Linked DNA regions of Homo sapiens: region 2 is linked to region 1. The links are chromatin loops, found by intact Hi-C in ENCODE. Cell type or tissue: gastrocnemius medialis. All regions are shown on one strand.

Evidence for each region. A loop is a pair of places that touch in the nucleus more often than their neighbours do. Peaks named below come from ENCODE experiments on the same cell type or tissue, not always from the same donor. Only the 100,000 strongest peaks of a DNase experiment are listed, where the experiment ranks them.
Region 2: it touches region 1 in a loop (4-fold over the local background); 4 of 110 quality-filtered maps call a loop at or near these places.

What each region holds. Positions count from the first base shown.
Region 1 is chr1:118,301,986-118,309,985 of GRCh38, reverse strand. No RefSeq gene overlaps it. Among named protein-coding and RNA genes, the nearest start is that of SPAG17, 120 kb to the right of the region's middle. In gastrocnemius medialis, CTCF peaks have their summits at 4,669 and 4,871; DNase peaks (open chromatin) are centred at 4,830, 6,205 and 7,675; H3K27ac peaks cover 3,517 bases.
Region 2 is chr1:118,984,458-118,992,457 of GRCh38, reverse strand. TBX15 (T-box transcription factor 15) reads left to right here and starts at 4,115. Exons shown (of 8, transcript NM_001330677.2): 1 at 4,115-4,867. The coding sequence starts at 4,663. RefSeq lists enhancers at 4,182-4,714, 4,715-5,248, 6,568-7,245. In gastrocnemius medialis, no CTCF peak of the experiment used is centred here; DNase peaks (open chromatin) are centred at 2,897, 4,037, 4,467, 7,907 and 2 weaker places; H3K4me3 peaks cover 5,381 bases; H3K27ac peaks cover 6,218 bases.

The DNA of each region.
Region 1 (8,000 bases):
ACTAAAATTTTAGGCTGTAATAATATGAAAGACGTATGCTGTCCTCAATCCTTATATTATTTAGGAATAGATAAAGATATTGGTTAACTTTAAACTCTAATTCTGCATGTTAAAATGTGAAGTCATGAGTGTACCACAGTGTATATATATATGGTCCCTGACTTATGATAGTTTGACTTATGATTTTTCAACTTTACAATGGTGTAAAAGTGATATGCATTTAGTAGAAATGATACTTTAAGTACCTTATAACCATTCAATAAATTACATGAGATATTTGACACTTTATTATAAAATAGGCTTTGTATTATATGATTTTGCCCAATTGTAGGCTAATGTAAGTGTCCCAAGCACACTTAAGGTGGGCTAAGCTAAGCTTTGATGTTTGGTAGGTTAAGCGTGTTAAATGCCTTTTTGACTTGATATTTTCAGTTTACAAGTCAATCCAATGTAACCCCATCCTAAGCATCTCCATATCCATTCTACTGTTTTTGCTTTGTTTTTTTGAAACGGTATCTCGCCCTGTCACCCAGGCTGGAGTGCAGTGGTGTGGTCATGGCTCGGCTCACTGCAGCCTCAACCTCCTAGGCTCAAGCAATCCTCCCACCTCAGCCCCCTGAGTTGCTGGGACTGCTAGGCATGCCACCACATCTGTCTAATTTTTGTATTTTTTTTTATGCAGACAGGGTTTCACCATGCTGCCCAGGATGCTCTCCAACTCCTAGGCTCAAGCGATCCACTTGCCTCGGCCTCCCAAAATGCTGAGATTACAGGTATGAGCTGCCACACCCAGCTCCATTTTACTGTTGATAGACATTTAAGTTGCTTCCGCTTTGGACTTATTATGAATAGTATTATATTGCTATAAACATTTGTGTGCATGTCTTTGGGTGAACATATGACACTCTATGGCAAAGGAAATGAATGCAAAACAGCAATTCACAACAACATAAGTTAATCTTGGAAGAAGGAATATATACTTAAATAACTTTTTTTTTTTTTTAATTTGAGACAGGGTTTCTGTCGCCCAGGCTGGAGTGCAGTGGCACAATCTCAGCTCATTGTAACCTCCACCTCCCAGGCTCAAAGCAATCTATGATTCCACTTTTTTTAAGGTGCTAAAACTAGAAGTCATGATAGTGGTACCTTGGAAAGGAGGAACTGACAGGGAGGGGTACTGGGGACTTTATGGAGTATAAGTAATATTCTATTTTTTGACATGGATGGTGGTTACATGTCTGTATTTATTTTATGATAATTCATATAGCTGTATAAATCTAATGTACATTTTTCTGTATGTGTATTATATACACTTCAAAAGACTTTTTTAAAGTCTGTATGTGTATTATACACACTTCAAAAGACTTTGAAAGATGGTGGTTACATGTCTGTATTTATTTTATGACAATTCATATAGCTGTATAACTCTGATGTACATTTTCCTATATGTGTATTATACACACTTCAAAAGACTTTGTTTTTTAATGTAAGATTGTCATCAAAATAATGTAAATAAATTGTATAACTTTAAAACCTAGTAGAGGAAAAGGAAGAAAAAATGTGATTAAACAACAAAAGGTAGAAAAGAGGAAATAAAATAGACTTTAAAAAGCAATACTATGGCACAAATAGTTTAAGCTCAAGAACTGCAGAAATGTGAACAGGTTACATATCTACCAAGAGACAGAAAGTGGTGAAATTAATTTTAAGAAACTAGCTAAATGCTGTTTATAAGAGACACAATTAATATGCAAAGAATATTTCAAAATGAAGAATGTTATGATATATATATTAGTTATCTTTGCTGCTGTAACAAATTACCACCAATTTAGTGGTTTAAACAAAACGAAAGTGTTACCTTCCTAGTGTGTAGGTTAGAAGTCCAAAATGGGTTGCACTGAGCTGAAATCAAGACACTGGTCAGCAAGACTGCTTTCCTTTCTCAAGGCTCCTCACTTTTTCCAGCTTCTAAAGGGCCTCCCACATTCCTTGGCTTGTGATCTCCCTTCCCCATCATCAAAGACAGCAACGTGGGTTAAGTCCTTATCATATCACACAATCCTGAACTTACTTCTGTCATTACATCTATTTCTCTGACTCTGTTCTTCTGCCTCCCTCTTCTACTTTTAAGGGTCCTTGTGAATGCATACCCAGAATAATCTCCCTATTTTAAGGAGAAATCTTGATTCCATCTGCTACCTTGATTTCCCTTTGCCATATACTATAACATATTCACAGGTCCTGGGGATTAGAATGTGGACATCTTTAGGAAGTCATTGTTCTGCCTACCACAGATATATTGGGCAAATAGTTACCAAAGACAGCTGGTATAGTAGTAGTACTATCTGGAAAAATTGTGTTTAAATCAAAATATATTAGTAAGAAAAGGGAGAAACTACAAAATGATAAAATCTACCAAGAAGATATACAATGTGATTGTCAATAAGAAGTAAAGCCAAGACTTGGACCTAGGTTTGTGTCTACTGGTCCAATGTTCCTACGAACAAAAACCTCTAAAAAACACAGACTAATAAAAACTTCTACTTGAAGCCCACTGTGCAAGTACTGGGAAATTTCTTGCCAAAAATGAAAATAATAATTATAACCTACACCATAGGGCTGTTGTAAAAAATACCTTAGGATTGAGGCACACTGCAGCTATCATATAAATGTTAAATAAAAATAATGTTTCCTGTATCCTTAGTAGGGTTGGGCAAATCCAGATGTATATTATACTTTTCACATATTTCAAAATATTTTCAAATGTTTTGGTTCGGGTTCAATAAAAACCTCAAGTACATTTTGCCAAGTGCTTTTTCCATTAATTATTCAATCCATTTGTATTTCAAGGGAAATTCAGTCCACATGTTTCTAATTCATTTAGCACTAACTCATCAAAATATTGTTTTTCTCAGTGCTATTTTCTGTCCAAAAGGCTTTTCGAGCCTTCTCTTCCTATTTTTATTTCTTAGAAACAAAAAGATAAAGCTTGCCAAGGGCAAACCCTAGTAAACTAACAAAAGATTTACTAAACACTGCCTCTAGAATTCATTGAGTTTGAAAAGACTTCTATCAATCCACCCTGGTCCATATCACTTCTCTCAGCGACTCCCCGGCTTCCTTGCCTTTTCCTTTCCTTTGACCAAGTTCTGTTTTGCTCATATTGTCCCATTACAGATTTCAGGTTTTCTATCACCCAGCATCCACAGGCCTAAAGACACCTTAATCCTCTTCCCAAATCCCTTCCCTTTAATAAAAACCATCCTAGGCTGGGGCCAGTGAAATAATCAATTTGTATCTCTTTCCAGAATATTCTCATGGGATCCATGGCCAGGCTTAAAAATAGATAACTTTTTTTTTTTAAAGTCTGATATTTTTATGTGTGTACTTTGTATGTGTGTGTCTGTGTGAGAGAGAGAAAGAGAGACAGAGAGATACCTTATGTGTGATTGATGTCTTAACTGTGCATAAAGGGCGCAGAAGTTGATGGTATCTTCATTCTGAATGCTCCAAAAACAGCACAAGCTGTACTTATGGTTCCCACATCATTTATGGAGTATTCTTGCCAAAAAGGTTTAACCTGAACTGAATCATAAGGAGATTGTGGAACATGCTACAAGATAACTTGTCTGAACTCTCCAAAAATGTGATGTCGTGAATGACAAAAGCCATCAGGGAATTCTTCTAAATTAAAGGAAACTAAAAAGACAATATAACTAATTGTAATATGTTATCCTTAATTGAATTCTGTATTTTAGAAAAATAGTTATAAAAGGCATTCTTGAGACAATTGGAGAAATTTTAATATGTTACATTTCTTAAGTATAATAATGATATTGTGATTACATAGAAGTGGGTCATTTGCTTAGAAAGTAGAGTTTGAAATATTTAGGGGTGAAGTGTCATGCTGTCTACAACTTTAAAGTTGACTGTTTCACCACATAATGCCAAGTACGATATGCATAAATGTTAGTTATGTTAATTACAAATAGTTTAGAAAATACATATATGTATAAATGTATATACATTTGTATATTTATGAAGAGAGAGTAAGTAAATATGAAAAAAATGTTAACAGTTGGTAAATCCACATATACCTACTCGCACGAACATACACCTACACCCACAACTATACACACACACATACAAAGGAAATGTGGTTGTAGACTTCTAACAGCAAATTTGTAAAATTCATCTCAAATCAGAAGTCAATTTGCCTTTTAAAAAAATTGAAATATTTAGATTTTCGAGGTTGACTGATTCACCATCTAATGGTTACTTGTAATATGCATAAATGTTAGGGTTTTAAAATTTATTTTGATGATAATATTGCAAATGAGTGTTGTTGCTGTATGTGCAAGTAGACATTATGAAACAGGTCATGTCAATGATTAATGGAGTGATGGGCTCCTAAAAGTTAAAGGACCACGTGGAAATATGTGTATATACATTTTTCCTGGTAGACTATACATAAAATTTACAAATGTACAAAGGAAACTAAGAAATGTTCAAACTGCTTTAAGTATCTAAATGGGTATTCTTTTTATTAAGAGAAATCTCACAAAAACCCCCAATTTGTCATTGCTAATAATGCTTGTGGCACTTTATAGCAAGGAGTTCACAGAAGCTAGTAGAAGCCCTTTAGTAAAACTGAAGCCCTTTCACCAGTTACACCCAATAGGTGTCAACATGTGTAGAAACTGCTTCTTGAGAGGCTCAACACATTGGAAAGATATTTAAATGATCACTTTAGGAGCCAGGAAAAAAGGAAAGGGAGATAGTGGGAAAATTAGTCAGCCAAGAGGTTGAGCTTGTGCCTTTGAAAGATTGCAGCATGCAGCCCCCCAGAGTATGAAAGGAGAACTGACTGTGCCTTCTAATTAGAACACGGCGAACCTTTGCAATGTGACTTTTCTTTTGGAAGGGGATTTGGGACATCACTGGTTTATGTGACACAATGTACACCAGGTGGTCCTAGTTAGGTGAGGGGTTTAATGTAAAAATAATCCTTCTTTGGCTTTATTCAGTACAATAAAACCACTAAGACGTTTTCCCATATGAAGTATTTCTACAGGCACATTCAAAATGTTAATCCCCTTTTTTATATGCATTTTTCATGACTCCTAAGACATTTACCAGGTTGGGAAATCTGCAAAAACTGGTCCCTTGACAAAGTCATGGATGCTTTTTACCACAACAGGTTTGTTTTGTTTTCATGTGAGTCCAACGTACTTTCATAACATCTTTGACTATGGATGTCACAAATAGGATCAAATATTATTATCCTAACCTTACTACTGAAGGCAAGGGTCTCACAGTGACTCATAAAGGCTATCAAATTCTGAGTTAGTATTGCACCTTCATACCGAAGAGAGCAGTCTAGAATTTGCCCATGCTGAACATTTTTGTAGCATAAATTTCTTCTAATGAAACCAGTAATGAACAGTTTTGTTCTACAAATATAAAATAATACAATATGTATTGTTCATATAGGTATATATGTGAACATATCTATGATACAATATTTGATATTTGGGTCAATCATCTGAGGTCCTGAGCATTTCTGGAGTGTTTATAGAATCTTCACTGAAAGATAAAAGAATAGTCAGGAGGGATTTACTTTTACATGCTGAGTAGAGTGAAAGTGATTCAGACCTAGATTTTAATTTTGAAGCCGTCATTATTATTATGTGACCTTGAGAAAAGTTATTCAGTCTCTTTGAGCTTTTTCTGTTTCCTCATCAGTAAAATGCCAAACACTGTGACCTCATTGTATTTTTATGAGAACTGAGTGAGACATCTTTTGATTACTGTCATTTAATTAGATTACTCAATTAATTCTTTTCCCAACATCCTTCATAGCAGAGTTCACCTGCATATCCCGGCCATTTAAAATAAAAATACATACTCTCTTTTCTATTTCAAGTGCCAATCATCCATATGAGTACATATGGGTATTTTAGGCACAGCAAAAAGAATGAAACTACAGCTTTTGTTCATGTCCTATACCACATTAGTAAAAGTGTCAGGAAACAGTACATATGATTAATGCTGCTGAAATGGGCAGGAAATTATTCAGGTGGATTCAATCAACCCAGCCAAACATATAGGTAGCTTATTAAAATTTAGACAAAAGTCTACAGGCACTTAATACATAACGATGACTCTAGATCTAAATTAAGAGCGCTCCCCACCCCCATACACCCCAGCCCTTGCAACTCACTTCCTGGAAGCAGCCACTCTTCTTATAACTAGAGTTATTGACCTGCTTTTCAACTTTTTTTTCCCTCTCTGAAAGAAAGACACGTGACCTTTCCTAAACCCTAACCCAAACCCGCTGCTGAAACACTGTGCCATTGAGCTGGCCCTTGAGGCTGTCTCTTACCATAGCAAAGGCAACATGAAATTGATGTGCTGCTTATTTTCAACTACACCTTCAGACCTGTGCTCTCCTCGATGTGGATGAGAATTTTGAAGAAAAAGAGGCACAGTATAGATTTAATGGAAAAAGATAGTTATCCTGGAAAAAAAAACAAACAAACATAGTTTTCTGGATAAGGGTTCTTGCACTTAGCTCACTGGATGTGCCTTAGATATTTAAAGCAGTCATTTCAGATACACAAGGTAAAGTGCTTTTCAAAGTTAAAGGTCTTGTGTTTACTATTACTGCAGCAGGAGGCAAGGGCTTTTCCCTTCCTGCTCCTTAGATCACTTCACCTAGTCTCAGGAGAGACAGGCCTCCTCCACTGGCCAGCCCCCAGCCTGAAATTCCCTTAATCATCACTAAAGAGTTCACTCCTTTTAAAATCAGTCAAGAAAGACAGCTTCACATGGCAGTAAAAGTCCAGTTCTGTGATTTACCAGGAATAGGACCTTAATAATAATAAAATGACCTGTCTGTATAAAGTGCCTCCCATTCAAAGAACAACAAATACATTTGTGCTGTGTGGGTCATTTGAGAATGCAAGAAGAGTAATGATTTTTAAATAGAAAATTAAATACAAGACTAATGGTTACAGTGTTAATTGACACATCAGTTGTAGACTCTGAGTAACTGTGAGGGTTAGATATGATCAAGAGCTGTGGAAAGTCTAATAGATCAGGTTTTAGTTCTAGTTCTTGCATTCACAAACTAGGTGCTCTTGAGAAACTTATTCAACCTCCCAAGGTCTCCATTTTTCTCATCTGTAAAAGGAGGGTATCAGCTTGGATCAGCATATACTAAAGTGTGTTCCCGGGAGCATGCATTCTACAAATTTTGCCTCCCTACCCTTACTTCCACCCCCATAAACATAAACAATCTTTTGTGACATCCATTTGTTATACAAACTTATGTTGTAAACATCCAAAAGAGGTATTTATGTTCAACATTTTCTAAAATTATTTTCCTACAAAATCATTTTTTGAACCAGGAAGGCAACAAAGTATTTAGCTGGCAGCATACCTATATCTGTACTAGTGAGGCTTTTAAAATTTGTTTTATTATAGTATTATTTGGTTGCCAGATATACTGAAAACAGAAAATGGGCAGTTTCAGCCTACTGCATTAGTTATTTTCTCCTCAGTTAATAGCAATTTTGATTCCTCCAAGCTGCCACTTGGCTTTGGAAGGTCTTCCTGAGTCATTCACCAATTGTCTCAGTTAAAAATAGTCCCCTGTCATGTGGGAGCCATCATGACCAACAGCAAGCATGACCTTATTTAACATTACACACGCAGCCCATGAGCTTCTTTCTCTTAGATGTCTTTGAAAAGACCAGCAAAATCTAAAAATTAACCTGGGTAGTGCAGATATAAGCCATTTTCAAGTAAGGCAGGAAAAGACTTTTCAAAAACAAAAAACACTCCTGACATAAGACCCTTGAAAATGGTGGGGGGCGGGGCAGGGGTAAGGTTGTAGAGGGAATTTTTTCTTGTTAATTTGGTTTTCCTGTTTTGTTTCATTTTGTCCTTAAACACTGAAATAATTTGTGTAACAAAAAGCAAATGCCGTTCTTTGA
Region 2 (8,000 bases), 680 kb before region 1:
GTGAAAAGTGGAATCGTTGACCTCACATTCCCAGAAGATTCGATCACAGCAATAATAAAATCTCAGATCTGTCCAGCCCCACGGTCGATGACCTTGCCTGCTTTGCTTAGTTGTAAAGTTTTAAGAACCCTTTCACTCTGAGGATAAGGAAACTGAGGCATGGGCCATTAATCGACTTGCCGAAGGTCACACAGTTTGGAGGTGAACCAGACCTGGTCACTAGGCTCCAGCTCGCCTTGCAGTCTAGATGGTTTCTTCCCACCCCATAGACGCCTCATAATGTTTTATACCTACCTTGATGGGCGAATTCATTGTAATTCTCTCACCCCCACAGGGTGCCTTACCCACGTGTTTAAGGGCAGCCTAATATGTCCGGCTGGCCAACTATTTTTAACTTTGTTTTCAATTACTCACTCAAAACTCTGAAATCAAAGCCGGCTGGTGGTTCACCTTGGTATTGAGGCATTAGCAGTGGTGTTATTTAAGGTGCTATTCAGTGTGGGGTAATGGGAGGAAAAGACAGGTATGTGGAGGATGTGGGCGCTCCGTTTCTTGGAATGCCTATTTGTGTTTATGACTCTGATCTGTTGTCGCATGACTCTGCTCTTCCTTTGAAAAATCAAAATATCTGGACCTGGTCAGTTGTAGGTGAACAGTTACTGTATTGCCTTTCTCTTTCTAATTTTTCCCCTTCCAAGACTAGGCCTGGACCTCCACCCCTCTGTAAGCCCCTGCAGGTAGCCTGTGAAACCCCAGGGCTCCTCAGACTTCCCAGGTATCCAATAACCTTCGCTTCCTTTTGGGGGACCTGCAGGGGGTAAGTGGGAGGCAGACATCTTGCTTGGTCTTTGTCAATCAGTTTCAGGCCAAAAACAGCCCTGAAATGGAGTCATTTCAGGGTGGATCGCCTGTAGGATGCACTCAGGGCGAAAAGTTGAAGCCTGTAGCAGGGAAACCTAGGTAGTGCCTAGGGAATTAGCCTCATAAACTGCGGACCCCACCCTTACCCATAAAGGTTAAAAGAGAGATAAGCTGGGGTAATGAGGAGAGACTTTTAAAGCCCGTTGATGTAATCAGTAGAAGGAAAATTTGTATCACACTTGCAGATTCTTACATGTAATCTCCCAAAGCCTCCCTCAACTGCACACGAGTGTACACCTAAGCACACATATTAAGCCATCCTGCTTACTCTTTCTCCAGATTTTCCTTCCCATCAGCAGTCACCCACCAAGGAGTGCATGCTTCTGGGAAAAACCTTACATTAACTCCTATAGAGTCACGGGAGTTTTCACTGCTCCTCCCATTTACTTAGAGGAAACCCCTTATTTTCAAGACTGTTAAAAACCATCCTGCTTTCATTTGGGTTCGGTTGGTTTTAGTGGCCTAACCTACAATTCCAGGATATGTGTGTCTGTGGAATGGGGGTGGGAGCAGCCTATGTGCAATCTGAAGGAGGGGTGTGGAAACTCTTCTGGCTGACTCCTGACTCTGCGGAGTGCAAGCTTCGGAGAGGATGCAGATGCATGCTGTTGAAACCATTGCTCATTCCTCTATGTATGCCTCTCAGATGCTGCGTCTTTGGACACACAGGAACAATCGGGCCTCTGGACTTGCAATTATGTTCCTAGATAACCAAAAAGTCCTCCTTTTTTTTTTTTTTTTCCTTTTTTTCTATTTTTGAGAAGACAGGTTCTCACTCTGTCACCGAGTCTGGAGTGTAGTGGTGCAATCTCGGCTCACTTCAGCCTGGACCTCCTGGGCTCAGGTGATCCTCCCCTGTCAGCCTCCTGAGTAGCTGGGACTACAGGCCCACACCACCACACCTGGCTAATTTTTGTATTTTTTGTAGAAATGGGGTTTCTCCATGTTGCCCAGGCTAAGTCCTCCTTTTTGAGAAAATTCCATGGTCTCAGAGAGGGTGAGGCATATGGTGTACCCGCTTCTCAGTCCAAACCAGGCCTGTGAGAAACTGTGAAAGGCAAAAGGCTGCCAGAGAGAGATGGGAGATACCGGCTATGGGGATGAGAAAAGAGCTGGGAAAGTCTAGAGGCCGGCCCCATTGCTACCCCACCAAGCTTGGTAGGGGCAGGCTCCAGCCGCAGGCGGAAAACGCCGGGCGACACCAGAGTTGGGAGGTGAGAGAGAGGCCCCAGCCGCTGGGGAAGGAAATTGCGGGTTCCCGTCTGCCTTGTCTCCAGCTTCTCTGCTGAAGCCCGGTAGCAGTGAATGCGCGCTGACTTTCAGCGACGACTCCTGGAAGCAACGCCAAATGCTGACTGAAGTGGGAGATCCTGCGCCTCTCCATCCGGGCTCCCCAAGTCCTCTGGGCAGAGCTGCAGGAGGCGGGGACCAGTACCCTGCTTCCAGCTCCCCAGAGTTCATGTTCGTGCTCCCTGGGGACCTCCAAGCCTGAGACACAGGCTCCGGGGAGGTCAGGCTTGGCTGAATCACACTCATCCGGTGGCTTTTCCATTGTTCTTTTTGCATTCGCCTGGGATGCTAGCTTCCTGACATCCTGGTTGGATCCTAATTTGGGGCGGGGGTGAAGGAAGGGGGCAAAAGTAGCCTCTTGTCCAAAGAGGCCCAAGGTGAATTCACAACACTGTGGTTGCCTTCAGCACCAGAACACTTCCAACTGTAATAATAAAGACTAGATTTCCCTGGGCCCCTCCGCAGTCCGGCAGAGAATTCGGCGTTTCAGAGGCCTGACAAGTCATCTTTTCTTGCCGCAAGGTGGGAGAGCTGATTCTCCCGGGCCTCGCGAAAACAACAACAAGAAATCTTAACAGGCTGTGGGCCCCCTAACCTAAACTTTCAGGTTTGGAGACTTCTAAGGGCCTGGCTGTCGTCACGACTGGCCTGCTTGGCCTCTCAGTCTGTCCCCCGCCCCCGGGACCCAGCTCTTTCCGGCTTCTTTGCAAAAGGATAGAACCGTCTCGACCAGGGCACTAGGACTGGAAGATCGGGCTGTGTCTAGGCCGCTGTCCGCGAAATCCGAGACGTTTTTTCAGCTTGGCTAGGACCGACTTCGCTGCCGGTTTGAGCTTTCTCTGCACTCGGGGGTCTCCTGCCGTCCTCGACCGGTGGCGTAACTTGGGAAGAGGTGTGGGAATTAAGAATGGCCAGGAGCGTTGGATTTTTTAATTCCTTAGAAATCCATGTTGAATGCAGTCCTTAGAGATCGCAAAAGGCAGGGGGCGGCCAGGGGGGAGATCAGCTGGCCGGGAAAGCCATGGTCTTGAGGTAACGGGATTTGCAGGGAATTTTGAAAAAGCTCCTTCTCTTCTGTTAAAGTTCCTAGCTGTTCTTGCCTGTCACCTCTCCATAGGTTCTCTGCAACAAGAGCCCGGAACAGGCGAAGCGCAGCCCAGCGTTCGGGCCGTAGGGAAAGAGAGTATTTGCGGCGTGAGGGGGCCCAGCTGGAATACGCCTGAGGAGCTCGCCCTAAACCCCGCGCTCCGCCGCCCGCCCCTTGCTCTCAAGGCGCCTGTGTCTCCTTCTCCACCAGGTAGAGCTGGAAGGAGGAAGCGGTCTTTGAATTTTCAGTTACAAGACCCTGGTTAGTAACAGGGCTTTCTGTTTGCTTGTTTGTTTGTTTCCTTTTGCCTTACCCAGATTTGCTTAGAAAACGTTCAGTAGGAACATTAAAACCTGTGTGGCGAAATCCAGGAGGAACCAGAATATTCTAAAGCACCTAGGGGCTGACGCGAAATTATCAGAATCGTTTTCTGGCATTTTGGACAGGTTAACATTTTGTCAGAGCCCCAAAATTCCAGATCTGCAACTAAAGTGACTCTGGACTTGCAGCGTCTATGAGACCAGCAGATCTGGAAGAAAAACGTATGGATTTGGGATTTGCAGGAGTTTGTAAAGGCGCAGATCAGACCTCAACTTTCAACTGTCCTACCTCCCTCTTGGAGTAACCCATGGGGAAACCGGGAAGCCAGGGGTTAAAGTCGGCCCAGGAGCATCCAGGGGACGACTGGCGCTGCGCTTTGGCCCGGGCCTCAGTCTCTCCCTTCCTCTCATTGGTTCGCGCTCTCGGAGTTTCTCTTGTTCCCTCCTCGCTATTGGTTGGGGGCTGGCTTTTTTCCCCCTCAGTCTTTTTCTTCCTCCCCCTCCCTCTCCCTCACCCCTCGGACAGGAGCGCACCGCCTGCCCCCTGTTCCTCGGGAAGGGAGGAATTTAGCGGAAAAAAAAGTTTCCCAGAAGTTTGGATCACAGGGAGGACGGGAAGGCAGAGAGGAAGAGAGAGAGAGGGGGAGGAGAGAAAAAGAGAGGGAGGGGAGAGAGAGAGAGAGAGAGAGAGGAGAGAGAATAATAATAATAACAAAAACAAGATGAAGTTCAGTGGACACAGTCTGTGAGCGCCTGCCCCGGTGGGTGGGAAGCAGGACTCGGGCGCTCATGCAGCGAGCGGGCGGCGCTCGGGGCGCTAGTTCCTAGCAGCTGGGCCAGCGTAGGGGCGCAGGTCGGATCCGGCAGAGGAGGGCGGAGGAGGACGCAGGGGGAGGGTGGAGAGACCCGCGAGCCGCAGTCTCAGCCTCGTCCGACGCGCCTCCGCCTCTCCCGGGCCGGGCCCGGTGGGCGCTCAGAGCTTGAGGGCGCCGGCTGCTCCCTCGGTAGCGGGGGCAAGCGGAGGCAGGGGTGTGGGCGGCTAAAATGAGTGAAAGGAGAAGATCTGCAGTCGCCCTGAGCTCGCGAGCACATGCCTTCTCCGTTGAAGCCTTGATCGGCTCAAATAAAAAACGGAAACTGCGAGACTGGGAGGAGAAGGGGCTGGACCTGTCTATGGAGGCGCTGAGCCCCGCGGGCCCACTCGGAGACACGGAGGACGCGGCGGCACACGGCCTGGAGCCTCACCCGGGTGAGTGCGTCGCAGCCGACCGCGGGAGGCGGGCGGAGAGGGGACGCCGAAGGGCCAGTCGCCGGTCGCGGGTGAGGAGCTAGGCCCTGCCATTGACGCCCTGCCTTGCCCCAACATAGGTTTCTGTTTCTTCGCGCAAATGCCCTGAGCCTCCCTAAATTCACCGGAACCAATTTTTGGGGCTGGACTGAGCCTTGCATTTTCGTCGCCAGCCTAAGCAAGGAGTCCTGTTTGTTTGCATTTCTTTTTCTTTTGGGTGGAGAGCGCAGCTTTCTGGGTGTCCGTGGATGAAGGGCTGCCGGTCCCTGGGATTGGGAGGGGCGCGGGCCGAAGGCAACGGCGGGAGCCGAGATCTAGGACTCGCTTCTGAGAACTCGGGAGGACTGGCGCGGCGTTCTCCAATCCAATACCTCAGTCTTCGGGGAATGACCAGTTGTCTCATTTAGCCTTCAACCTCGTCCTTGCCTTTCTCCCACCAACTTTTCGATGGTGGAACATAATTATATTTCTACTCCTTTGGCGTTTACGGAAACAAGAATGGATGTTAGACCCCTTACTCCTTGGGTCACTCTTCAGGGCCCACATCTCTGTGTATTTAGGGTGTGGGTACGATTGATTTGTGTCTCAGATCCTACAGTAACCCATGTATATTATGTGCACGGAACATGTAAAAAGCAGGGGGGATGTCATGTCTGTATTTTAACAGAACCCTAGGAGGGGAGAAGCCAACTTTAACGTTTTGTGTTAAGTGCCAAGATTTCAACTGTGCAAAAACAGCCCGGGGGAACAGCTGTTGTCGGAAGAATCTTGAGTGTGCGCGCGCGCACATACAACGCTCGCAACTTGGTTTAGCGGTTTCAGAAGCTTTCCAGCCCGGACTTCTAAAACCATGCTGGAAGGTGCTCCTGCTGAACAGCCAGAGCTGGGGAGTAGACCCCGCTTCACACGCTGACAAGCCCGGGGAGGGGGCAGCGGCCTGCACTGGGATAGAGACGGTCTGGGGCTCAGGAGCTTGGGGATCTCAGCCACAAAGCTGTCCAACTCAGAGGAGGGACAGCTGTCGCTTACATTTTCTCTTTAGGCAGTGACAGTTCAATTTCCATGCTCCCGAGGCTAATAATAATGCGATTAGCGGGTGACCTGCAGAGATAGAGTTTTATGAATTCTCCGTGTTTTTGTGGCCCGTTACGGTATTTGAGTTTAGTGCTGGGGAATTATTTTTATTAGTCGATGAAAAGAAAATTAAAAGGAGATTTATTTCGACCGTCCAAGCCTTTTCCTGTATTTGAATGCAAGTGCTTGTCCACGCGGACCCCTGCGTGGGCATTCCAGAAAGGCACCCAGGGCTACTGTGTGTTTCCCTTCGCTGGCCAGACCCTATTTCCTCAGCTCATTTATCTATTGTCAAAATCTCGCGTGGGCCTTCATACAGTTAGAAGTTCTTGCAGGGGTTATGACGCCTTAGAATTTGTAAGGTTCTTTTATTTTCCCCACGGCGGAAAAAACAGAAGTTGTTTAGCTGCGCGTGGCAGACGTCCTGTCCCGGGGAAGTTTTCTCTTGGGAGGCCCCAGATCGCACGGAGCCCGTCTAGGGCCTTATGTTCAAATGGGTAATACATGGGGTCATAATTAGAGATTCAGATCAGAGTTTGCTCTTTCTGCCGTTCTCCTTAGCCTGAGCTCCATTCAGGAGGCAGAAGAGAGAAAACTTAGGGAATGAGGCAAAAAGAAACCATTCCAGAGCGTGAACCTGGGGAGCTAAGCTCATGAATTCTATTTACTCGCTCCCGCGGGATGGGGGTGGGGTGGAAGATCTAACAGAACTAACTTTATGTAACAGAGTTCGGTTGGTCATTTCCCATTACGTTATCATTTTTTAAAAAAGAAAAAGATGGGTATTTGGATTAGAGAAAACGAAATATATTTGTGGGGCAAGTGTCTAGGAGGAAGAAGCTGAAAGCCCAGCACCCTCTGGCTTTCTGCGGAGCTGGGCTACAGGCCGGGCCTAGCCTTTTAGTGGGCCGGGGGAATCCTTAAGTTGGAGCCCCCGCAATGGCTAAGCCTTTCTTAACGATTTGCTGATAGGATGAGAAAAGATCTTTTAGTAAAAAGGGCGCCGTGGCGTGGAGACGCGGCGGTCCAGGGAGCAGAAGAGGTGGAGCTGTCGGCTCCAGACTCAGGCGGTAGCGAAAGGCGCGACCAGGGCTGGGGGTGTTTTTAGGCCTTTCTTTTTCTGTAATACAGCACCCTAACGAACACACACAGGGACACATTTAAAGATGTGTGTATGGAGGAGTAATGCAGGCGACCCTATTGTGCCCAGGGCAGCGTCTCTTCCCGGGTGAGCCTCATTGTTTTAACTCTTTTGTCCTTAGGGCCCAGAAGCCGCTGCGTGGTTCTCCCGCCCTAGGCCGATAACAAACCGGGAATAGGAAAAAAACAAAAAATTGTTTTGCGGGAAGAATGAAACACACACACACACACAAACACACACGCACACGTTCATGCCTAGAGTATTCTCACCATCTCTCATAGCACCGTTTTTTAGTCCGCTCTGCCGGAGCTTCAAAATTCCGCGATCTTTAGACAACTCTAGGGTCAGATTTTAATGTTTAACTTTCATTCAAAGACGAGGCCTTTTGCTTTTTCACAGCCCATTTTTCTTTCCGCGTCTGGACAGAGCTGGCTTTAGTTGGCGCCCGAGCACCCGCAGCTTGGGGCACCAACCTGCAGCAACGGGGGATCAGTCCGGCCTGCGCGTTGTAGGCACTCACTCCACAGAGGAAACTATGTATTTCGAAAGCGTTTCAAAAATTCCACCGAGCCTGGTGGCCCCGAAAAACCCCAAGGCCCGCCAGACTTTGGAGAAGGGTCTGTGAGGTACCCTCACTGTCATACCTACGCCGGCACTCTCAGTCTTTTGGAGAAGCTACTAGAGAAGTGCCTCAAGACCAGCCTCGGAGGAGCCTGGCTCTCGAGCCTGCTCTCCCCCGCCCTCTCCCAGAGCAACAGAGGAACTTTCGAGCTAGGATCGGCTGGAACAGCTGCTCCGGCTGCGGCCTTGCAAGTATATTGCTGCGGCCTTGCAAGTATATTTCAGGCGCTCGGCGGCGCCATCTGCGCTCGGACCTCA